3 separate regions of the Homo sapiens genome follow, and all the other regions are linked to region 3. Evidence: read pairs that join two places in POLR2A ChIA-PET (ENCODE). Cell type or tissue: PC-9. All regions are shown on one strand. Each heading gives the region's core, and the rest is flanking DNA. Links, peaks and the distances in the headings are about the cores only. Region 1 has its middle 13 kb from the start of METTL16. Region 2 overlaps PAFAH1B1 (platelet activating factor acetylhydrolase 1b regulatory subunit 1). Region 3 overlaps SGSM2 (small G protein signaling modulator 2).

Evidence for each region. Peaks named below come from ENCODE experiments on the same cell type or tissue, not always from the same donor. Only the 100,000 strongest peaks of a DNase experiment are listed, where the experiment ranks them.
Region 1: POLR2A ChIA-PET joins it to region 3 with 5 read pairs; 3 of 35 experiments call an interaction of 5 or more read pairs at or near these places.
Region 2: POLR2A ChIA-PET joins it to region 3 with 5 read pairs; 2 of 35 experiments call an interaction of 5 or more read pairs at or near these places.

Annotation. Positions count from the first base shown.
Region 1 is chr17:2,520,590-2,528,413 of GRCh38, forward strand. No RefSeq gene overlaps it. Among named protein-coding and RNA genes, the nearest start is that of METTL16, 13 kb to the left of the region's middle. In PC-9, for the core only: no CTCF peak of the experiment used is centred there; no DNase peak of the experiment used is centred there.
Region 2 is chr17:2,614,838-2,622,661 of GRCh38, forward strand. All of the region lies in intron 1 of PAFAH1B1 (platelet activating factor acetylhydrolase 1b regulatory subunit 1), which reads left to right. Among named protein-coding and RNA genes, the nearest start is that of PAFAH1B1, 25 kb to the left of the region's middle. In PC-9, for the core only: no CTCF peak of the experiment used is centred there; no DNase peak of the experiment used is centred there.
Region 3 is chr17:2,353,617-2,361,440 of GRCh38, forward strand. The region is part of intron 2 of SGSM2 (small G protein signaling modulator 2); the gene reads left to right. Among named protein-coding and RNA genes, the nearest start is that of SGSM2, 20 kb to the left of the region's middle. RefSeq lists an enhancer at 6-105. In PC-9, for the core only: no CTCF peak of the experiment used is centred there; a DNase peak (open chromatin) is centred at 5,915; H3K27ac peaks cover 3,016 bases.

The DNA.
Region 1 (7,824 bases), core at 2,571-6,570, 170 kb after region 3:
CAGTCTCACTCTGTCGCCCAGGCCAGAGTGCAGTGGCACGATCTCGGCTCACTGCAAGCTCCGCCTCCCGGGTTCACACTGTTCTCCTGCCTCAGCCTCCCCAGTAGCTGGGACTGCAAGTGCTCGCCACTGCACCCGGCTAATTTTTTGTACTTTTAGTAGAGACGGGGTTTCACCGTAGTGTTGTTCTCCTGACCTCGTGATCCGCCCACCTCCGCCTCCCAAAGTGCTGGGATTACAGGGGTGAGCCACCGCGCCCGGCCCGTGTTTTATTTATCTCTTGAGACAGGGTCTGGCTCCGTTGTCCAGGTTGGAGTGCAGTGGCGCAATCTTGGCTCACTGCAACCTCTGCCTTTCTGCAACTTCGACTTCCCTGGGCTCAAGCCATTCTCCCACCTCAGGCTCCCAGGTAGCTGGGACTACAGGCACCCACCATCACACCCTGCTAATTTTTATATGTTTTGTAGAGACGGGGTTTCACCATGTTGCCCAGGCTGGTCTCAAACTCCTGGACTCAAGTGATCCACCCACCTTGGCGTCCCAAAGCGGTGGGATTACAGGCGTGAGCCACCGCGCCCGGACATCAAGCCACTTCTAATAGCTGCACAGCATTCCACTGGAAAGATGAGCCATTACATATTTTACCAGGCTTCTACTAGCAAGCAGCTGTTTTTAGTTTCTTTCTACTATAAACAATGCTGGGATACACATCTTGTACCTGCGGATCCTACAATTTAAGGGGTCAGCGGAAGTAAGGGAAGCATCAGGGGAAAATGGGATTCAACTTGTCCCTTACGGAGGAGAGTGTCTGAAGCTGCTTAGAGATGACCTTGGCCTGACCTCCTTGATGGCAGTGCTTAGAGCAGTAGCCCTCAAATCTCAATGTGAAGATCACTTGGGGAGCTAATTAAACAGCAGGTTCCTAAGTCGCACTCCAGAGAATCAGGTTCAGTCTGGGGCAAGGTCTGAGAATACGCTTTTTTTTTTTTTTTTTTTTTTTTGAGACAGTCTTACTCTGTTGCCCAGGCTGGAGTGCAGTGCTGTGATCTCTGCTCACTGCAAGCTCTGCCTCCCGGGTTCAAGCGATTCTCCTGCCTCAGGCTCCCAAGCAGCTGGGACTACAGGCATAAGCCACCATGCCCAGCTAATTTTTGTATTTTTAGTAGAGATGGGGTTTCACCATATTGGCCAGGCTGGTCTAGAACTCCTGACCTCGTGATCTGCCCACCTCGGCCTCCCAAAGTGCTAGGATTACAGGTGTGAGCCCCCGTGCCCAGCTGGGAATCTGCTTTTTTTTTTTTTTTTTTTGAGGCAGAGTTTCACTCTTGTTGCCCAGGCTGGAGTGCAATGGTGCAATCTTGGCTCACCGCAACCGCAACCTCCCAGGTTCAAGCGATTTTCCTGCCTTGGCCTCCCAAGTGGCTGGGATTACAGGCATATGCCACCATACCTGGCTAATTTTTCTATTTTTAGTAGAGATGAGGTTTCGCCATGTTGGTCAGGCTGCTCTCAAACTCCCGACCTCAGGTGATCTGCCCACCTCGGCCTCCCAAAGTGCTAGGATTATAGGCGTGAGCCACTGCGCCCAGCCAAGAATCTGCAATTTTAACAACACGTCAGCTGATTCTAATGTAAGTGGCTGTGTGCCACACTTGGAGAAACACTGACTTCAAGAGTAGAGGGAAGTAAACAGTGTTCACCTGAGAAGCAGGAGAGGCTGTCGGGGGTCGGATAGGACAGACAGTTACTTAGGCATCTTCAATCATTCCCAGAGGATCAGGCCGTAGTGTGCTTTGGGGTGGAACAGAACTATGAATAACAAATCCACCAGCTGGCTTCCATTCTCTAAGAAAGTCCAGGGATTCTCAGAGTCACATAGAAAGACCCCAAGTCCCCTAGTCTCTCCCTAATCTGGCAATTCCTCCCCTCCCTTGTCCTCCATGTCATTCAGTTAGGACTATAGGACTACAGGACTAGAAGTAGCTCAGCATGTTCACTGGAGCATTAAAAAGTCCACTAGTGGCTGGGCGAAGTGGCTCATGCCTGTAATCCCAGCACTTTGGGAGGCCAAGGCGGGCGGATCACCTGAGGTTGGAGTTCAAGACCAGCCTGACCAACATGGAGAAACACCGTTTCTCCCACCTCAGCCTCCTGAGTAGCTGGGACCACACGTGCACACCAGCACACCTGGCTAATTTTTGTACTTTTTTTTTTTTTTTAGACAGAGTTTCCTCTGTCACCCAGACTGGAGTGCAGTGGCATGATATTGGCTCACTGCAACCTCCGCCTCCCGGGTTCAAGCAATTCTCCTGCCTCAGCCTCCTGAGTAGCTGGGATTACAGGCACGCACCACTGTGCCTGGTTAGTTTTTGTATTTTTAGTAGAGGCGGGGTTTCACCATGTTGGCCAGGCTGGTCTTGAACTTTTGACCTTGAGTGATCCACCGCCTCGACCTCCCAAAATTCTGGGATTAGAGGCATCAGCCACCAAGCCCGGCCTTTACTTTTTGTCGAGACAGAGTCTCACTTTGTTGCCCAGGCTGGTCTCAAACTTCTGGGCTCAAGCGATCCTCCCACCTCAGCCTCCCAAATTGCTGGGATTACAGGCAGAAGCATTATTTAAACAGCAAAAATCTGGAAAAGAATTCCAGTTGTTAAAATGAGTGGTAGGTTCACAAGTCTTTGTCTTATTGTGCATACAAAATACATATGCATGACTTTATTTTTTTTTTTTAGACGGAGTCTCGCTCTGTTGCCCAGGCTGCAGTGCAGTGGTGCGATCTCGGCTCACTGCAAGCTCCGCCTCCTGGGTTCATGCCATTCTTCTGCCTCAGCCTCCCGAGTAGCTGGGATTACAGGCATGCGCCACCATGCCCAGCTAATTTTGTATTTTTAGTAAAGATGGGGTTTTGCCATGTTGGTCAGGCTGGTCTTGAACTCCCGACCTCAGGTGACCCGCCCGCCTCAGCCTCCCAAAGTGCTGGGATTACAGGTGTGAGCCACCGTGCCTGGCAACATGTATTTTTTGACTATGTTAAATATTTTAAAATTAAAAAATAGGCCAGGCGCGGTGGCTCACACCTGTAATCCCAGCACTTTGGGAGGCCAAGGCGGGTGGATCACGAGGTCAGGAGATCGAGACCATCCTGGCCAACATGGTGAAACCCCATCTCTACTAAAATACAAAAAGCTAGCTAGGCGTGGTGGTGCATGCCTGTAGTCCCAGCTACTTGGGAGGCTGAAGCAAGGGAACTGCTTGAACCCAGGAGGCGGAGGTTGCAGTGAGCCAAGATCGTGCCTCTGCACTCCAGCCTGGCGACAGAGGGAGACTCCGTCTCAGGAAAAAAAAAAAATTAAAAATTAAATTAATAAAATAAGAGAAAGACAAAGTTCCTTACTCACTACTGGAATCTCTTGAGGTTATTTACCCTCTGTACCTCATCTCTCCTCCATCAGGCACTAGGGACCAGGGAGCAAGATGTCAGGCCTCAGCTGGATGCAGTGGCTCATGCCTGTAATCCCAACACTTTGGGAGGCCGACATGGACAGATCATGAGATCAGGAGTTCAGGACCAGCCTGGCCAATATTGTGAAACCCCCATCTCTACTAAAAATTCAAAAGCTAGGTGGGCATGGTGGCACAAGCCTGTAGTCCCAGCTACTTGGGAGGCTAAGGCAGGAGAATCTCTTGAACCCTGGAGGCGGAGGTTTCAGTGAGCCGAGATTGCGCCACTGCACTCCAGCCTGGCCAATAGAGGGAGACTCCGTCTCAAAACAAAAAACAAAAAAGACGTTAGGCCTCAAGAGGCCAATGGAAGCTTGTAAAAATCCACCTCCGCCTCCCCCATGCAGACTGCAACCAGCCCCTGTCCTGCTCCTCCCAGTCTGTGTCTCACAGCCTGTATCTGTCACGAAGACTTGGCCTCATTTCCCAGCCGAGCTGATTGCATGTTTGGCTAATATGACATTTTTCTCTGATGACAACAGGACTATGTGGGACACTGTATTTTGGACAAGCAAGTCATTCCAGCATCTACCTTCTCCTATCCTACTGCCTCCAAACCATTCCCACTGTTTCTCTTTTGCATCCTCCAGCCTCACATCTGGCTGTGTCTCTAGGTTTCCTTTTGCATCTCTAGTGATGAGCCTTCTTTGGCTCTTTCTCACTGTTTGTAAGCTCAGCAGCCAGCCTAGAGCTCTCCTGAGTCTTTTTTTTTTTTTTTTTTTTTTTTGAGACGGAGTCTTGCTCTGTCGCCCAGGCTACAGTGCGGTGGCGTGATCCTGGCTCACTGCAGTTTCTGCTTACTCGATTCAAGCAATTCTCCTGCCTCGGCTTCCCCAGTAGCTGGGATTAAAAGCATGTGCCACCACGTCTGGCTAATTGTATTTTTTAGTAGAGACGGGGTTTCGCCATGTTGGCCAGGCTGGTCTCAGACTCCTGACCTCAGGTGATCTGCCCACCTCGGCCTCCCAAAGTGCTGGGATTACAGGCATGAGCCACCGCGCCCGGCCCCAAAGTGCTAGGATTTAAGATGTGAGCCACTGGGTCCAGCTCCATCTAGTTTTAATCACTTGTCTTAAAAATGGAAAAACTAATGCTAGAGTGGGAAGGAGACTTGGATGGACCGAGGATGCTTAGCTCTTCCGTGGCAGATTTTGGACCAGAACCCGGATCTCCTGTGTCTCCTGAGGGATAGAGGTGAGGGAGGAGGACCCACAGCCACTAGCTCAGCCTTGCCCCAGCTCCTCCCAAGGCCTCAACACTCAGCCCTTTGAAGATGCTGGCTACTAAGCAGCTAATGAGTCTACCACTCTGGGGGTGGGAAGAGCCTGCCTCACCTGTCAGCCGGTCCATTGCATAACTTGACAAGTTGAGGCCAGGGACTCTGCTTCCCACACTAGGCCCAGCTGAAGAGGGGAAAGGTCAGGGTGCAGGGAGTAACAAGGAAGCTGGACGCTAGTCCTACCTTCCCCTCAGATCCTACCCCCTCTCCCTGCAGGGCTTGGGGTGGGTTAAAGTTAAGAGAGGCCTATCGGGGAAGCAGGGGTGGGAAAACAGGTTCTCTGCAAGAGTTCAACGGGGCAGGGCTAGTACTCTTTCTCACCTCTGAAGGGTCTTTTATTTCAGGGAGGGAATTTGCGGACAAGACAGAAAAGAGGCTGGGTGCAGTGGCTCACACTTGTAATCCCAACACTTTGGGAGGCTGAGGCAGGAGAATCACTTGAGCCAAGGAGTTTGAGACCAAACTGGGCAACATAGTGAGGCCCTGTCTATACCATTTTAAAAATTAACCAAGCATGGTGGCGCATGCTTGTAGTCCCAGCTATTTGGGAGGCTGAGGCAGGAGGATGGCTTTAGGAGTTCGAGGCTGCAGTGAGCTGTGATGTGCACCACTGCACTCCAGCCTGAGGGACAGAGCAAGACCTTGTCTTAGAAACAACAACAACAGCAACAAAACACGTAGGCCAGGTGCAGTTGTTCACCCCTGTAATCCCAGCTACTCAAGAGGCTAAGGCAGGGAGAATCTCTTGAACCCAGGAGGTGGAGGCAGCAGTGAGCTGAGAGCTGAGACTGCGCCACTGCACTCCAGCCTGGGTGACAGAGTGAGACCTTGTCTCCAAAAAAAAGAAAAAAAGAAAAATAAAAAACATGGAAAGGAAGAGGAAGCGCCGGGCGCAGTGACTCACGCCTGTAATCCCAGCACTTTGGGAGGCCATGGCAGGCGGATCACTTAAGGTCTGGAGTTAGAGACCAGCCTGGCCAACATAGCAAAATCCCGTCTCTACTAAAAATACAAAACTCAGCCAGGCGTGGTGGCAGGCACCTGTAGTCCCAGCTACTCAGGAGGCTGAGGCAGGAGAATCGCTTGAGCCCAGGAGGCGGAGGTTGCAGTGAGCTGAGATCGCGCCACTGCACTCCAGCCTGGACGACAGAGCGAGACTCCATCTCAAAAAAAAAAAAAGAAAGGAGGAGGAAGCAGCTTTTGGCTGGTCCTTCTTTCAGGCCATGAGTTGTGAGTTTACGTATAAAATGGAGAAATAAGAGATGAGACGGAGAGCCGACTTTGTCGTTGAGGCTGCCCATGCAGCCTCTAATGGAGGCACTGGAGAGTGGACTCAGTGCAAACATGTCCGGGGTCCCAGTTTGGTTCCCTGAGCTGTGAGGCAACAAATGCAGAGGCCAGACACGCCTTTCCCAGGGCCATGGACTTTCTCAGGTGTGCCATGAAGATGGCCATACTTGGCCACTGTTCAGCAATTCCATCACAGCCTCTGAGCAATCCAATGAGAGGCTTTTGTTTTTGTTTTTTTTTTGGAGACTGAGTCTTGCTCTGTCACCCTGGCTGGAGTGCAGTGGCATGATCTCAGCTCACTGCAACTTTCCCCCTCCTGGGTTCAAGCAATTCTTGTGCCTCAGCCTCCTGAGCAGCTGGGATCACAGTCACGCGCCACCACACCTGGCTAATTTTTGTATTTTAGTAGAGACAGGGTTTCACCATGTTGTCCATGTTGAAGTAAGGAGTCTCAAACTCCTTACTTCAAGTGTTCCACCCGCCTTGGCCTCCCAGAGTGCTGGGATTACAGGCGTGAGCCACCACTCCCAGCCTGGTTTTGTTTTTTTAAATTATCCAACTGTTTATCATCTATAAGACCACATATATGTATATAATATATAGTATATATCATATATATGATATATATTTAGTATATATCATATATATATATAAAATATATATCATATATATGATATATATTTTATATATATATCATATATAAGGCCCTCCCACAGAAGCACTCCCAAAACTGTACACAACCCATGGAAATACAGGATCCCCAAAACCCAAAGTACTTCCTACGCAACTGAGTTTGGGGGTTGAAGTTTGTGGCAGCTACAGAGGCCTCTCTGGTGACTGAAGGCCTGGTTTTAGTTACAGACTTCTGTGCATTGTAGATATCAACAGCACGGAAAAGTCAAACACACGTGTTCGCATGCTGAGGTCCAGTTTGGACTTGCCGTGTACGCTTCGCTGTAACATTAAATGAAAAAAAAACCCTCTTTGTATTATACTCGCCCAGCCAGAAATTTATATTTTAGATACAAATTAGTGAATATAAAGATGTAATTTTTTGGCTGGGCGTGGTAGCTCACGCCTGTAATCCCAACACTTTGGGAGGCCAAAGCAGGTGGATCACGAGGTCAAGAGATCGAGACCATCCTGGCCAACATGGTGAAACCCCATCTCTACTAAAAATAGAAAAATTAGCCGGGTGTGGTGGCGGGCGCCTGTAGTCGCAGCTACTCAGGAGGCTGAGGCAGGAGAATCACTTCAACCCCGGAGGCCCAGGTTGCAGTGAGCCGAGATCATGCCACTGCACTCCAGCCTGGTGACAGAGCAAGACTCCACCTCAATAATAATAACAAAAAAGATGTAATTGTTTTTCCCATCCATATTCAAGGACCCCAGGTCATAAGAAATCCTGGCCACAAGAAATTCATCTCTTCTCAATCCCAAACTCTTCCACAGGACTCACAAGGCCTCCAGAGACAAGTAGCCCAAGATCTTTGACCTGCTTGAAGGAAGAGCGGGAGAGGGTGGGGGCGCAGTTCTCACCCAGCGTCAGCCCTTGATGTGTCTCTGGGCTTGCTCTGGCAGGCCCCAGTCCAAGGGCAAAATGGAGGACATTTGGCTTTGATTGGAAAAGATTTCAGAATTCTGTGGTTTGATGCTCTCTGACCATGAGTGGATAGGTGGGAGCCACTGATGGTTAATATCTCAATATAATATTTTCCCATTTACCTTTATGGCGTTACACACAATCCTAA
Region 2 (7,824 bases), core at 2,205-6,204, 260 kb after region 3:
TCAGCCTCCAAAGGGGCAAAGATTATAGTGCACCACCATTGCAGGCCAACATTAAAGTAAATTTAAAGGAAAAAAGTGACCCACAATCTTGAAAATCATACGAAAACAGTCAATGTTTGTCCTCACATTCCTTCCCACTATTTGTGGCATATGCAGTTGGCCGTCCATATCCATGGGTTTTGTACTGTGGATTCAACCAACTCCAGATTGAAACTATTCAGACAAAATGATAGTTGTGTCAGTACTGAACATGCAGTTTTCCTGTCATTATTCCCTGAACAATACAATATAACAACTATTTACATAGCTTTTATTTTTTTAGGTATTCTAAGTAATCTAGAGATGATTTAAAGTATATGAGAGTATATGTGTAGGTTATATGCAAATACTAAGCCATTTTATATAAGGGATTCGAGCATTGTTTTATTGGTATCCGGGGGGTCCTGGAATGACTGTACATGTGTATAATATACAACAACTGATATCAGATAGAAAGTACAAGGAAAAAGCGATTTATGACAAAATCTAAAGTCATAATTCAGTTTCTTTAGAACCTTTAGGTGTTCAAAATGGCTTCATTTCGAAGACAAAAGTAGGAAACTTTCTTTCTTTCTTTTTTTTGAGATGGAGTCTCACTGTGTCGCCCAGCCTGGAGTGCAGTGGCACAATCTTGGCTCACTGCAACCTCTGCCGCCCGGGTTCAAGCGATTCTCCTGCCTTAGCCTCCCGAGTAGCTGAGACTGCAGGGGCCTGCCACCGCGCCTGGCTAATTTTTCTATTTTTAGTAGAGACAGGGTTTCACCATCTTGGCCAGGCTGGTCTTGAACTCCTGACCTCATGATCCCCCTGCCTTGGCCTCCCAAAATGCTGGGATTACAGGCGTGAGCCACCGCGCCCAGCCTGAAACTTTCTCTTTTTAGAGGGGCAGTGAAGAAGTAGTCTTTGAGCACCCATCAACAAATGAACACATCTGGGATGAAGATTGTACCTAACATGTTTGATCAGTCTGGTGTGGCAATAAGGATGCACCCAGGAGGTGATAAGGAAATCCAGGAGGTGATAAGGTAGACAGACTGAGAAAGAAGACACAAGGAGAGAAAAGTAAAGAGAGGAAAGATGAGCATTAATGAGGGTGCTTACAAGCGGCAGAGGCAGTGAATACAAAAACTTAGTGGAAAGAAAGCAACGACGAAACAAGAATAGGATGAGTTCTCAGTTACCTACTTTATTCTTCAAATAGCCCTTATTCAGCACATCTTTCTTGTTTGTTGTAGAATGGAGAGCAGTTTATTACATTTGATAATCCTTGAAAGCATTAATTTGCTTGGAGGGTACCCAGGGAGTAGAGTTCAAGCAGTATGAAGAGTGAAGAATATTCATTCTGGTAGAGTTTAGTGACAGACTAAGCTTATATTAATAACGGTTCTATATTATAGAAGAATACTACTGCTGGAGTATGGCAGTATATTAGGTTTCTCCAGAGAAGCAAGGCCAATAGGGTGTGTGTGTGTAGAGATTGACTGGTTGATTGATGTTTGAGGAATTGGCTCATGCTATTGTGAAGGCTTGCAAGTTCAAAATCTGTAGGGTAGGCTGACAGGCCGGGGACCTGGGGAAGAGGTGATGTTGCATCTCAAGTCCAAACGCAGTCTTTTGGCAGAATTCTATCTTACTTGGGAAATCAGTCTTTTCTTTTTCTCTTAAGGTCTTCAACTGATAGAATAAGGCCCGCCCACATTATAAAGATAATTGACTTTACTCTGAGTCTGCTGACTTAAATGTTAATTGTATCTGAAGAAATATCTTCACAGCAACATCTAAACTATTGTTTGATCAAATATACTGGGCCTAGCCAAGTTGGAATGTAAAATTAACCATCACAAGACTGTAATAGAAACCATCTCATAATGTACATTTGGGACTTATGGTGAAAGGCAAAGGGCAGACCGGGTGCAGTGGCTCACGCCTGTAATCCCAGCACTTTGGGAGGCCGAGGCGAACAGATCACGAGGTCAAGAGATCGAGACCATCCTGGCTAACACGGTGAAACCCCGTCTCTACTAAAAATACCAAAAAAAAAAAAAAATTAGCCGGACCTGGTGGCGAGCGTCTGTAGTCCCAGCTACTCGGGAGGCTGAGGCAGGAGAATGGTGTGAACCCGGGAGGCAGAGGTTGCAGTGAGCCGAGATCGCACCACTGCACTCCAGCCTGGGCGACAGAACGAGACTCCGTCTCAAAAAAAAATGATTGCTCTTAATAAGAAAAAAACAGACATCCAGATATGACTTATATTGTGTTACTTAAATCTAAGTCTGATTGATTTCAAAGCCCCAAAACTATTTCTACTTTATTTCTTCAGATTTAAAGCTGTGGACCAACTATTTGCAGCACTTGCCTTTAATACTGGAGTTAGTAGATTTGAGGTCAGTAGGAATGCTTCTCAGTGAAAAAAGTGGTAGCTTAATCTTTGGCTCAAGGCTAATCGTAAAATAGGAAACATTTTCCTATGTAAATTTTGGATGGGTAACTTAAATCTTGCAAAATGAATGAAGTATAGTGGTTAGCTGTAACTAATAGAAAAGCGAGGAGATGGTGAAGCTGTAAAAGAATTTTACAACTTTTTCAGTGAACCATACCTGAGCACAGTCCATCCCTCAGTGATTTTACCATACTGATAAACCAACCTGATCTCTTTTTTTGTTTTTATTACCTGCTGACAGCAGATGCTAGTGAATCATAGATGGGCCTCCAAGCTGAAGCAGAATAAGAAGTAGACGTGTTAAAGTCTCAGTGTTTGAGGCCAGGCATGGTGGCTCACGCCTGTAATCCCAGCACTTTGGGAGGCTGAGGCAGGCAGATCACTTGAGGTGAGGAGTTTGAGACCAGCACAGACAACATGGTGAAACCCCCTGTCTCTACTAAAAATGCAGCATTTAGCCAGGTGTGGCGGTGGGTGTCTGTAATCCCAGCTACTCGGGAGGCTGAGGCAGGAGAATTGCTTGAACCTGGGAGGTGAAGGTTGTAGGGAGGGAGTGGAGATTGCGCCATTGCACTCCAGCCTGGGCAACAGAGCGAGACTCAGTCCCGCATCAAAAAACGTCTCGGTATTGGATTAAAAACTTGCATTTAGGCCGGGTGCGGTGGCTCACGCCTGTAATCCCAGCACTTTGGGAGGCCGAGGTGGGTGGATCACGAGGTCATGAGCTCGAGAGCAGCCTGCCCAACATGGTGAAATCTTGCCTCCACTAAAAATACAAAAAATTAGCTGGGCGTGGTGGTGGGCACCTGTAATCCCAGCTATTCGGGAAGCTGAGTCAGGAGAATCGCTTGAACCTGGGAGATGCGAGGTTGCAGTGAGCCGAGATTGCGCCACTACACTCCAGCCTGAGCGACAGAGCAAGACTCTGTCTCAAACAAACCAAACTTTCATTTATCATTTGTAATAGTGTGAATGGGAAAAGTCTAAATTCTCTCATATCTTCAGTTATTCATACAGAGCACACGATACTTCAAGAACATGAAGTTAATCTTTTGATAAATTTTGCCACCTTTTAATCAGAAAACAATTTTAAAACTCTAGAAATTTACCTCTCTGGGTAAGAAAGGAAATAAAAAGATTGATCTAAGGAAATGAAGTTACTCTTACGGAGTATTTTGTCCTTCTATGTAATCTCATGGATTTAGCTAAAGACTGGAGTCTTTTTCAGATACGTGATGCAATGATTTTATAGGAAAATTTACTTTTTTAAAAGAAATTATTTGACTGCATTATAGTATAGTGTTAATGATGGAGTTTTATTTATTTATGTTATTTTTTTATTTATTTTGAGACAGAGTTTCGCTCTTGTTGCCCAGGCTGGAGTGCAGTGGCGTGATCTCGGCTCACTGCATCCTCCACCTCCTGGGTTCAAGTGATTCTCCTGCTTGGGCCTCACGAGTAGCTGGGATTACAGGTACTCGCTCACTTGGGAGGCCGAGGTAGGAGAATCACTTGAACCCGGGAGGTGGAGGTTGCAGTGAGGCAGGAGAATCACTTGAACCCAGGAGGTGGAGACTGCAGTGAGCCGAGATTGTACCATTGCACTCTAGGCTGGGCAATGGAGTGAGACTCCGTCTCAAAAAAAAAAAAAAAAAAAAAAATTCAGAGCAACAGTCATATAACACTCCCACAAGAGATAATTCTTCACGATGTTAAACGAGAACTGTCAAAAGTAAGCCAATTTCAGGGACTTTTATAAGAAAGCATGTCTCAAGTTCATTGTTTTAGCTGGGGTTTTTTGTTTGCTTGTTTTGTTTTTTGTTATTTTGTTATTTTTCTTTATTTATTTTTGAGACAGGGTCTCACTGTGTCTCCTAGGCTTTCGTGTAGCGGCGTAATCACCGCAGCTCACTGTAGACTCCAACTCCTGGGCTTAGGTGATCCTCCCACTTCAGCCTCTGGGTAGCTGGGACCTAAGTATGTACCAACCACCACACCCGGCTAATTAAAAAAAATTATTTTGTAGAGATGGGGTTTCACTAGCTGGGACTACAAGCATGTGCCACCATGCCTGGCTAATTAAAAAAAATTTTTTTGGTAGAGACTGGGTTTCACTGTGTTGCCCAGGCTGGTCTTGAACTCTTTAGCTCAGTCTGCCCACCTCACCCTCCCAAAGTGCTGGGTTTACAGGTGTGAGCCACTGTGCCTGGCCCTTACCTGTTTTTTTTTTGTTTTTTTTCCTCTCAGGAGATGTTCCTGAATTACCTGGGGTCTTGACTTAAAGTTCAGAACTAATTGTAATAGGTAACATATGGTACTTCTTAGTTTATAAAATTTGTTTACATTAATATCCTGCCTATTCCTCACTGAATCTTTTAAGGTGAATTTCACATTTAAGTCTATTATACAATTGAGGAAACTCAGGCTTAATGAGGAAACTGGGGTTTAGGGAGACTTTGTGAACATCAAACTTTTCTTTTAATGGCAGAGTCTCCCTCTTTCACCCATGCTGGAGTACCGTGGTTTGATCGTAGCTCACTGTAACCTCAAATTCCTGGGCCCAGATATTCTCCTGCTTCAGTCTCCTATGTAGCTAGGACCACAGGCATGCACCACTATGCTTGGCTAATTATTATTTTTTTATTATTATTCTTTGTGGAGATGTGGTCTTGCTGTGTTGCCCAGCCTGGTTTTGAACTCCTGGATTGAAGCAATCCTCTGGCCCTGGCCTCTTTGTAATATGCCCCCACAAATATGCCCCAGCCCCATATTTTCATAAATGCTACTTGATAAATTCTACCTGATTTTTAGTATATTCAGAAGAAAGTGCGTAATCTCTTATTTTGATTAAATTTTGTTCCTTGTAGCTTAGAACTTTAGGTGAGATTCCCCAAGCATTTGGTGAGTTGATTGTCTAAGCCTAAAGTAAGGTAATGTTGCTTTATGCTGCATTCAGAACATTCTTGTAACTGTAACATTCACCTTAGAATGGAAATGTACAGATTGTTTATAAACATCAGATTCCTATCTAATTCTCTTTACTTTTTGTGACTTTGTTGTAACTTAACTCAGTATCTTATAATATTTTGGTTTGATTCTTTTTTGATTATCTAAAAAATAGATTATTAGGTAGGAACATTAAGACTTAAAAGTGAATAAACAAGTTTTATGTCTCTTTTCTGTTGGATGCTGGTTGTCTGTGCTGTTTAAGTTTTTGTCTGGTTTTAAAAAGCTTGTAGAACCAGCATAACTAAGAAAGTAGCGTGGCCGGGCGCCGTTGCTCATGCCTGTAATCCCAGCACTTTGGGAGGCCGAGGTCGGTAGATCACAAGGTCAAGAGATTGATACCATCCTGGCCAACATGGTAAAACCCCGTCTCTACTAAAAATACAAAAATTAGCTGGGTATGGTGGCGCGTACCTGTAATCCTAGCTACTCGGGAGGCTGAGGTAGGAGAATCACTTGAACCTGGGAGGCAGAGGTTGCGGTGAGCCGAGATCACACCATTGCACTCCAGCCTGGGTGACAAGAGCAAAACTCTGTCTCAAAAAAAAAGTTGCTTTTACTTTTCTAACTGAAATTCAGATTTTAATTCACTAAATTGTAGGCAAAACATCTTTAATTCTTTACCAGCTTTTTTAAAAAATAGATTTTTTCCTTTAATAGATTGTGTACAAAACTAAAGATAATTGAATAAAATGGCAAAAATTGTTGAAAACAAGAGTATATCTGTGATATGAATAGTCATACATATTAATAAAAATCTTCTGTCTCATAAATGAATTTGAAAAAATGCTGTTATTTTGAAACTACCTTTTTTTTTTAAGTTGAGGTGTATATGTGCAGGTTTGTTACATAGGTTAAGCCTAGTACCCATTCGTTATTTTTGCTGATTCTCTCCCTCCTACCATCCTTCACCCTCCGAAAGGCCCCAGTGTGTGTGGTTTCCCTCTATGTGTCCACATGTTCTCATCATTTAGCTCCCGCTTGTAAGTGAGAACATGCGCTATTTGGCTTTGCAATCCTGTGTTAGTTTGTTAAGGATAATGGCCTCCAGTTCCATCCATGTGGAATTACTATTCTAAACATCTGGTAACTTGCAAGGTGTCATGGAACCCAGCTTATCAGGAAACATTGCTTAACAGATTCTTGAAAGCAACTGGCCTGAAAAGATACTTAGTTCTTGACTGAGAATAACTTCTGCCTTGCTTCATTGCTGCATCTGGAAAATATTTGGATTAAGAGCCATAATATATAATACGTGCTATTCAAGCATGGTAGATAATCTGTCTTTTTTTTTTTTTTTTTTTTTTTTTTTTTTTTTTTTGAGACAGGGTCACCCTCTGTTGCCCAGGCTGGAGTGCAGTGGCGTCATCTCAGCTCACTGCAACCTCTGCATCCCAGGTGTTGCCCTCCCACCTCAGCCTTCTGAGTAGCTGAGACTACAGGCGTGCGCCACTATGTCCAGCTGATTTTTGTATTTTTTAGTAGAGATGGGGTGTATGTATTCGTTCGTTTTCACGTTGCTGATAAAGGCATAACCGAAACTGGGAACAAAAAGAGGTTTAATTGGACTTACAGTTCCACATGGCTGGGGAGGCTTCAGAATCATGGCAGGAGGCGAAAGGCACCTATTACATTGTGGTGGCAAGAGAAAAATGAGGAAGAAGCAAAACCAGAAACAAGATAATCCCATCCGATCTCGTGAGACTTATTCACTATCACGAGAATAGCATGGGAAAGACCAGCCTCCATGATTCAGTTACCTCCCCCTGGGTCTCTCCTGCAACACGTGGGAATTCTGAGAGCTACAGTGCAAGTTGAGATTTGGGTGAGGACACAGCCAAACCATATCATTCCACCCCTGGTCCCTCCATATCTCATGTCCTCCCTTTCAAAACCAATCTTGCCTTCCCAGCAGTCCTGCAAAGTCTTAACTCATTTCAGCATTAACCCAAAAGTCCACAGTCCAAAGTCTTATTTGAGACAAGGCAAGTCCCTTCTGCCTATGAGCCTGTAAAATGAAAAGCAAACTAGTTACTTCCTAGATACAATGGGGGTATAGGTATTGGGTAAATGCAGCCATTCCAAATGGGAGAAATTGGCTAAAACAAAGGGGTTACAGGGCCCATGCAAGTCCAGAATCCAGCGGGACAGTCAAATTTTAAAGCTCCAAAATAATCTCCTTTGACTCCAGGTCTCAGATCCAGGTCACGCTGATGCAAGAGGTGGGTTCCCATGGTCTTGGGCAGCTCTGCTCCTGCGGCTTTGCAGGGTACGGCCTCCCTCCTGTCTGCTTTCACCGGCTGGCCTTGAGTGTCTGCAGCTTTTCCAGGCGACAGTGC
Region 3 (7,824 bases), core at 3,486-7,485:
TAGCCAGGCATGGTAGTGCACGCCTGCAGTCCCAGCTACTCAGCAGGCTGAGGTAGGAGGATCACTTGAGCCTGGGAGGCAGAGGTTACGGTGAACAGAGATTGTGCCCACTGCAGTCCAGCCTGGGTGACAGACTGAGACTCTGTCTTTAAAAAAAAAAGCGTGCAGTGAAAAGTCTCACTCCTTTCTCTGCTCTTATTCACCCACTTCCTGTCTATGTACGAGTCCCACACAGGTAACCACTTTTGTTTCTCATGCATCCTTCTAGAGGTTTTCTTATGTTGGTTTTTTGTTTGTTTGGTTGTTTTTTGAGACAGGGTTTCATTCTGTCACCCAGGCTGGAGTGCAATGGTGCAATCTCAGCTCACTGCAACCTCCTGGGCTGGGCTCAAGCAATCCTCCCACCTCCACCTCCTGAGTAGCTAGAATACAGGCTCATGTCACCACACCCAGCTAGTTTTTAAATTTTTTGTAGAGATGGGGTCTCCCTGTGTTGCCTAGGCTGGTCTCAAACTTCTGGGCTCAAGTGATCTTCCCACCTTGGCCTCCCAAACTGTTGGGACTATAGATGTGAGCCACTGCACCTGACCTAGAGTTTTTTTGTTTGTTTTTTAGTAGAGACGGGGTTTCACTATGTTACCCAGGATAGTCTCAATCTCCTGACCTCGTGACCCACCCGCCTCGGCCTCCCAAAGTGCTGGGATTACAGGCGTGAGCCACCGCGCCCAGCCAAGTTTTTTATACTAATAAAAAAGATTGTATTCTTTGTTCACACCTCCCTTTTTGTAATTAAAAGGTGTCATGCAATTATACCATTCTGCATCTTGCTGTTGGCGAGCTTTCCATTATTCATTCCTAGAGAGCATCCTCATTCTTTTTCAGAGTTGCATGATATTCTGCTAGAGATGTACCATATTTACTTCACCTGTCCCCTATTGATGGGCATGTGGATGACTTCCAGTCTTTTGCTGTTATAACTAAATAATCACGCAGTTATATCTGTAGGACGGATTCTCAGAAGAGGGGTTACTGGATCAGAGGTTATTTGCAGCATTAGTGGAGAGGGCCATATTGCGTCTATACGGGTTGCAGCATCTTGCCTACCTACCAGCAATATATGAATGGATTCAGCAGCTCCCCACGTCCCTTCCATCTGTGTCTTCCTGGCGTCTCCTCTACTCTAAATTGGGTCTCTTGGAATGGTGAAATCAGTGTGTAAGGGTTGGGGGCAGGGACCCTATATCTTAGAATGGTGGAATCGGGGTGTAAGCGTTGGGGAAGGGACCCCATATCTTAGAATGGTGGAATCGGGGTGTAAGCGTTGGGGAAGGGACCCCATATCTTAGAATGGTGGAATCGGGGTGTAAGGGTTGGGGGAAGGGACCCCATATCTTAGAATGGTGGAATCGGGGTGTAAGGGTTGGGGAAGGGACCCCATATCTTAGAATGGTGGAATCGGGGTGTAAGGGTTGGGGGAAGGGACCCCATATCTTAGAATGGTGGAATCGGGGTGTAAGGGTTGGGGGCAGGGGCCCCATATCTTAGAATGGTGGAATCGGGGTGTAAGGGTTGGGGGAAGGGACCCCATATCTTAGAATGGTGGAATCGGGGTGTAAGGGTTGGGGGCAGGGGCCCCATATCTTAGAATGGTGGAATCGGGGTGTAAGGGTTGGGGGAAGGGGCCCCATATCTTAGAATGGTGGAATCGGGGTGTAAGAGTTGGGGGAAGGGACCCCATATCTTAGAATGGTGGAATCGGGGTGTAAGGGTTGGGGCAGGGGCCCCATATCTTAGAATGGTGGAATCGGGGTGTAAGAGTTGGGGGAAGGGACCCCATATCTTAGAATGGTGGAATCGGGGTGTAAGGGTTGGGGAAGGGACCCCATATCTTAGAATGGTGGAATCGGGGTGTAAGGGTTGGGGGAAGGGACCCCATATCTTAGAATGGTAGAATCGGGGTGTAAGAGTTGGGGGAAGGGACCCCATATCTTAGAATGGTGGAATCGGGGTGTAAGGGTTGGGGAAGGGACCCCATATCTTAGAATGGTGGAATCGGGGTGTAAGAGTTGGGGGAAGGGACCCCATATCTTAGAATGGTGGAATCGGGGTGTAAGGGTTGGGGAAGGGACCCCATATCTTAGAATGGTGGAATCGGGGTGTAAGGGTTGGGGGAAGGGACCCCATATCTTAGAATGGTGGAATCGGGGTGTAAGGGTTGGGGGAAGGGACCCCATATCTTAGAATGGTGGAATCGGGGTGTAAGGGTTGGGGAAGGGACCCCATATCTTAGAATGGTGGAATCGGGGTGTAAGGGTTGGGGGAAGGGACCCCATATCTTAGAATGGTAGAATCGGGGTGTAAGAGTTGGGGGAAGGGACCCCATATCTTAGAATGGTGGAATCGGGGTGTAAGGGTTGGGGAAGGGACCCCATATCTTAGAATGGTGGAATCGGGGTGTAAGAGTTGGGGGAAGGGACCCCATATCTTAGAATGGTGGAATCGGGGTGTAAGGGTTGGGGGAAGGGACCCCATATCTTAGAATGGTGGAATCGGGGTGTAAGGGTTGGGGAAGGGACCCCATATCTTAGAATGGTGGAATCGGGGTGTAAGAGTTGGGGGAAGGGACCCCATATCTTAGAATGGTGGAATCGGGGTGTAAGGGTTGGGGCAGGGGCCCCATATCTTAGAATGGTGGAATCGGGGTGTAAGAGTTGGGGGAAGGGACCCCATATCTTAGAATGGTGGAATCGGGGTGTAAGGGTTGGGGGAAGGGACCCCATATCTTAGAATGGTGGAATCGGGGTGTAAGGGTTGGGGGCAGGGGCCCCATATCTTAAAATGGTGGAATCGGGGTGTAAGGGTTGGGGGAAGGGACCCCATATCTTAAAATGGTGGAATCGGGGTGTAAGGGTTGGGGGAAGGGACCCCATATCTTAAAATGGTGGAATCGGGGTGTAAGGGTTGGGGGAAGGGACCCCATATCTTAAAATGGTGGAATCGGGGTGTAAGGATTGGGGAAGGGACCCCATATCTTAAAATGGTGGAATCGGGGTGTAAGGGTTGGGGGAAGGGACCCCATATCTTAAAATGGTGGAATCGGGGTGTAAGGATTGGGGAAGGGACCCCATATCTTAAAATGGTGGAATCGGGGTGTAAGGGTTGGGGGAAGGGACCCCATATCTTAAAATGGTGGAATCGGGGTGTAAGGATTGGGGAAGGGACCCCATATCTTAAAATGGTGGAATCGGGGTGTAAGGATTGGGGAAGGGATCCCATATCTTAGAATGGTGGAATCGGGGTGTAAGGGTTGGGGGAAGGGACCCCATATCTTAGAATGGTGGAATTGGGGTGTAAGGGTTAGGGAAGGGACCCCATATCTTAGAATGGTGGAATTGGGGTGTAAGGGTTGGGGTGCCCATAGGATTCCATCAGCATCTGTGGTCTCCAGCCGTGTGTAGCATTTGTTAGGCTGCAGAACTTGATGGCTTTGAGGTCACATCGGGGCTGGTGAAGGGAGCCCCAGGGCTAGTCTGGGTCTGTAGTTCCTGGCCTTTCCCTGGGAAGATGGCTCCAGACCTTTGTAGGGGTGTCCAACAGTGTGCTGGAGTTAAATGCAGTTATGCTCCTGCCCACTCAGAGTTGCAGTTCCTTGAGCCTTGCTGTCAGCAGGATGGGATGGGCTGACAGGGTAGAGAATGTACCTGGGCTCAGCTGGCCCAGACTCCAAAGGCCACCAGAAAACCAGGGTGACAAATGCCCATCATTCAACGAGTGGATAAAGAAACTGATAAATACATACAGTGGAATACTACTCAGCCATAAAAAGGAATACATTCATGGCATTCGCAGCAACCTGGATGGGATTGGAGACTATTATTCTTTTTATTTTATTTTCTTGAGATGGAGTTTTTGCTCTTGTCACCCAGGCTGGAGTGCAATGGCGCGATCTCAACTCACTGCAACCTTTGCTTCCCAGGTTCAAGCAATTCTTCTGCCTCAACCTCCCAAGTAGCTGGGACTACAGGTGCCCACCACGACACCCGGCTAATTTTTGTATTTTTAGCAGAGACGGAGTTTCACCATATTGGCCAGGCTGATCTCGAACTCCTGACCTCAGGTGATCCGCCCACCTCGCCTCCCAAAGTGCTGGGATTACAGGTGTGAGCCACCATGCCCAGCCACTAAAGTCATGTTTCTCTCTTCTCCATTTTGATTCATTTGCCCAAACCTTTCCATGCCAACCAGTGTTGGTTTTTATTAATTAGTCCACATTTTTTCTCATATGAAATAAGCCAAATAATGTCAGGGTCATCACCTTGTGGTGGTGCACCCAGGGTGGCCGTAGCTGGTGCTGGGACCCACTGGATCAGGGGTCCTGAAGCCTTCACAGGTGGGAGCCCAGGGCCCAGACAGCTCAGTCAGCAGGCAGGTAGGTTCAGCTAACCTGGTGCTTTAGCCCTGCAAGTATCTCCTGCCACCACCCTCCACCCTGGGAGGTGGGGTCACAGTGGGGACCTGGGGAAGGAAGGAGTAAGGGGAGTAAGGCCCTGGAGTTCTGCTTGGTGCTCTGGGCCTCCAGTCAGAACGGGGGATAAGCTTGGGCCGTCATGTGGACTCTCCCTGGGGAAGGGTCCTTCACCGTCCCGTGTCTGTGAGACACGTCCCCGGGGAAGGAGGACACTGTTGCTGCCGGCTTTGCAGGCAGTTCTGAGTGTGGTATTCACTAGATGCGGGATGGCATGTGTTTATGTCTCCATGTATGTTTCAATTAGTGACAATGCCTGGGTTTCTGCTCGACTCAGAAGTCTCAGAGCCAGGCTCAGTGGCTCAAGCCTGTAATGCCGGCGCTTTGGAAGGCTGAGGTGGAAGGATCACTTGAGCCAGGCATTGGAGACCAGCCTAGGCAACATAGTGAGACCTCAGTCTCTACAAAAAATTTTTAAAAATTAGCCAAGCTTAGTGACCCAAGCCTGTAGTCCCAGCTGCTTGAGAGGCTGAGGTGGGAGGATGGCTTGAACCCAGGAGGCTGAGACTGCAGTGAGCTGTGGTTGCACCGTTGCACGCCAGACCAGGCAATAGAGTGAGACCCGGTCTCAAAAAAAACGGCTTCTTAATCTTTTTTGGGTCAGAAGCTGAGAACCACAGACCTACTATCCAGGAAAAAAAGCACTCTCCTAATCATTCTAGAGCACCTCAACAATTTGCATTCAAATTGCTCCCAATATCAGGGAGGGGCTCTTTTTTGTTGTTGTTGTTGTTTTTTTTTTTTTTTTTTTTTGAGACAAAGTCTCGCTGTGTTCCCCCAGGCTGGAGTGCAGTGGCGCCATCTCGGCTCACTGCAACCTCTGCCTCCCAGGTTCAAGTGATTCTCCTACCTCAGCCTCCCAGGTAGCTGGGACTTCAGGTGCCCCCTACCACGCCCAGCTAATTTTTTGTATTTTTAGTAGAGATGGGATTTCACCGTGTTAGCCAGGATGGTCTCAATCTCCTGACCTCATGATCCGCCTGCCTCGGCCTCCCAAAGTGCTGGGATTACAGGCGTGAGCCACGGCGCCCAGACCCAGGGAGGGAGTTTTTGGAGCCCCAGAAGCCCATTCACAAAGTCCTCTCGGGGCCATAGTTCTCAAGTAGTGGTGTCACTATTATTATTTTGTCTGCACACTGCACGCGATAACATATTCATCACACGTGCACACTCTCGGTGGGGAACACCTTGTGGGCATGGCATAGGACAAGTGCAGTGTGAACAGTTACTGGCCGGGAGCCCACAGAGCTGAGTCAGTAATGCCTGGCCTAATGGCCTAACTGGTCTTAGCTTGGAAAGTCGATGCATGAGAGGGATTTCTCCTTCCCCAGACACTGCCTGGCACCTTGCCTGGGTTGCACAGAAGGAAATTAGGGACCGTGGGGTAAAGGGGGGACTGAGCGTGATGCCTGGCTTCTCTCAGTATTCCTTAGTTGCAGTAATTGCTTAGGAATGCCTCCTCTCACCCGAGAGAACCCCATGGCTGTGCTCAGAGGCTGGCCGGGAAGGTAGGCGAGGCCACCCCGATGGGAGTGCTGGGGCCGGCCACTCCCCAGTCCCCACGGCCTGGCTGCTTTTGCGGTCGCCTAGGGAAGGTGGGGAAGCGAATGACTCATTATCCCGGCAATTAATCACACCACTGAGGCATGTGATCCGTGCAGGACATGTGCCACCTGCTGCCCCTCTGTCCTGTTCAGTGCTGCTTCTCTCCCCACTCTGAATGGGAAGTGCAACCCCAGGAAATGATCACCCCCTTTCCACAGGCACGGAATTGTAGCTGCAGCAGCCCAGGACCAAGAGACTGGGACAAAAGGGTCATTCGCCTGTATATCCCAGGGCCACACAAGACCTCCAGGGACCAGGGGGAATGATCATGGAGAGGAGCATGTGGACGCTTAAGCCAAAGATTTCCCCATGTGGGCCGGGCGCGGTGCCTCACGCCTGTAATCCCAGCACTTTGAGAGGCCGAGGCGGGCGGATCACTTGAGGTCAGGAGTTCGAGACCAGCCTGGCCAACGTGGCGAAACCCCGTCTCTACTAAAATACAAAAATTAGCTGGGCATGGTGGTGTGTGCCTGTAGTCTCAGCTACTCGGGAGGCTGAGGCGGGAGAATCACCTGAACCACAGAGGTCAGCTCTCAGCTGCTGTGAGCTGAGATTCCACGATTGCACTCCAGCCTGGGCATCAGAGTGGGTCCCTGTCTCAAAAATAAAAATAAAAAAACCTTGACAGACCTCAATTTCCCTGTCTCCACCCACTTCTGGGGCAGCCTTGGATCGTCTCTCCAGTGCACCCTCTTCCTGTCCCTGTCGGGGAGAGGTCCTGCTGAAAGCCAGCTCTTAGAGGCTAGCTGTAGAACTGTATCTGAACCAACAGGGTGAGGAGTCAGGAACTGACCTAGACCCAGCACCTCCTGAGAGCCAGACCCCGCATGGGTGATTTCACATCCTCCGTCTCATGTGACATCTCACACTAGCCCTCTTCCCATTTCACAGAGGATACAACTGAGTCTCAGAGCAAGTGACCGTGCCAAGCTCAGACTTTGTTCTGTCTGACTGTCTCCAGCACAGCTCACTGTTTCCAGTCCGTGTGAAAAAACCACCTCCTTCTCCCCTCAGTGTCCCTGCCCCCAACCAGACACACCTGGACGTGGCAAAAGGGGCTCGGGCCGAGGCTTGGAGCCCTGGGTCCTCATCCTGGTGGCTCTGCCATGTTGTGACTGTGATCGAGTTTCTTCCCCTCTTTGGGCCTTTCCCTCCTCACCTGTAAAACTGTTAGTTTGGCCCAATCATGTAGAAGCTTCTCCGCCCCACACACATACACACTCCTGTCTTTAGAGTCTGTCTGGGCACAGGGCAGCTCCCTACTGTCTCCTACCAAGCCCTTCTTTTCTTCCTGCAGGGTCTGTCTGTGGAAAGTCCAGACAGAGACTAAGCCTAACCCTAAACCATGAATGAATGGAGGGAAGCCCTCCTAGCATGGAAAAGAGAAATCTCTCCCTCAGCTGCTGGGCTCATCAGTCCAGCGGCCACTGTCGGGTCCAAGCTCTGCAGTGACTTCATCAATATTTTAGCTCCTGCAGAGCCCTGTTCCTTAGCAACCGCATCCTCCGTGCCCTCCAGAAAGGCTCCCGAGTCGGGTGTTCCTCACATCCCCGTCCTGTAGGTGCTGTGCCTTGCTGTCAGGTTTGGAGCCACTCATGCCACCCTGAATGGGGAGCTTTGGTCCTCATGACCCCCAGGGGTGAGGCTGCATATAGGAGGTGTGTGCGCACCAGGCGAGGGAGAGGGACAGCTTG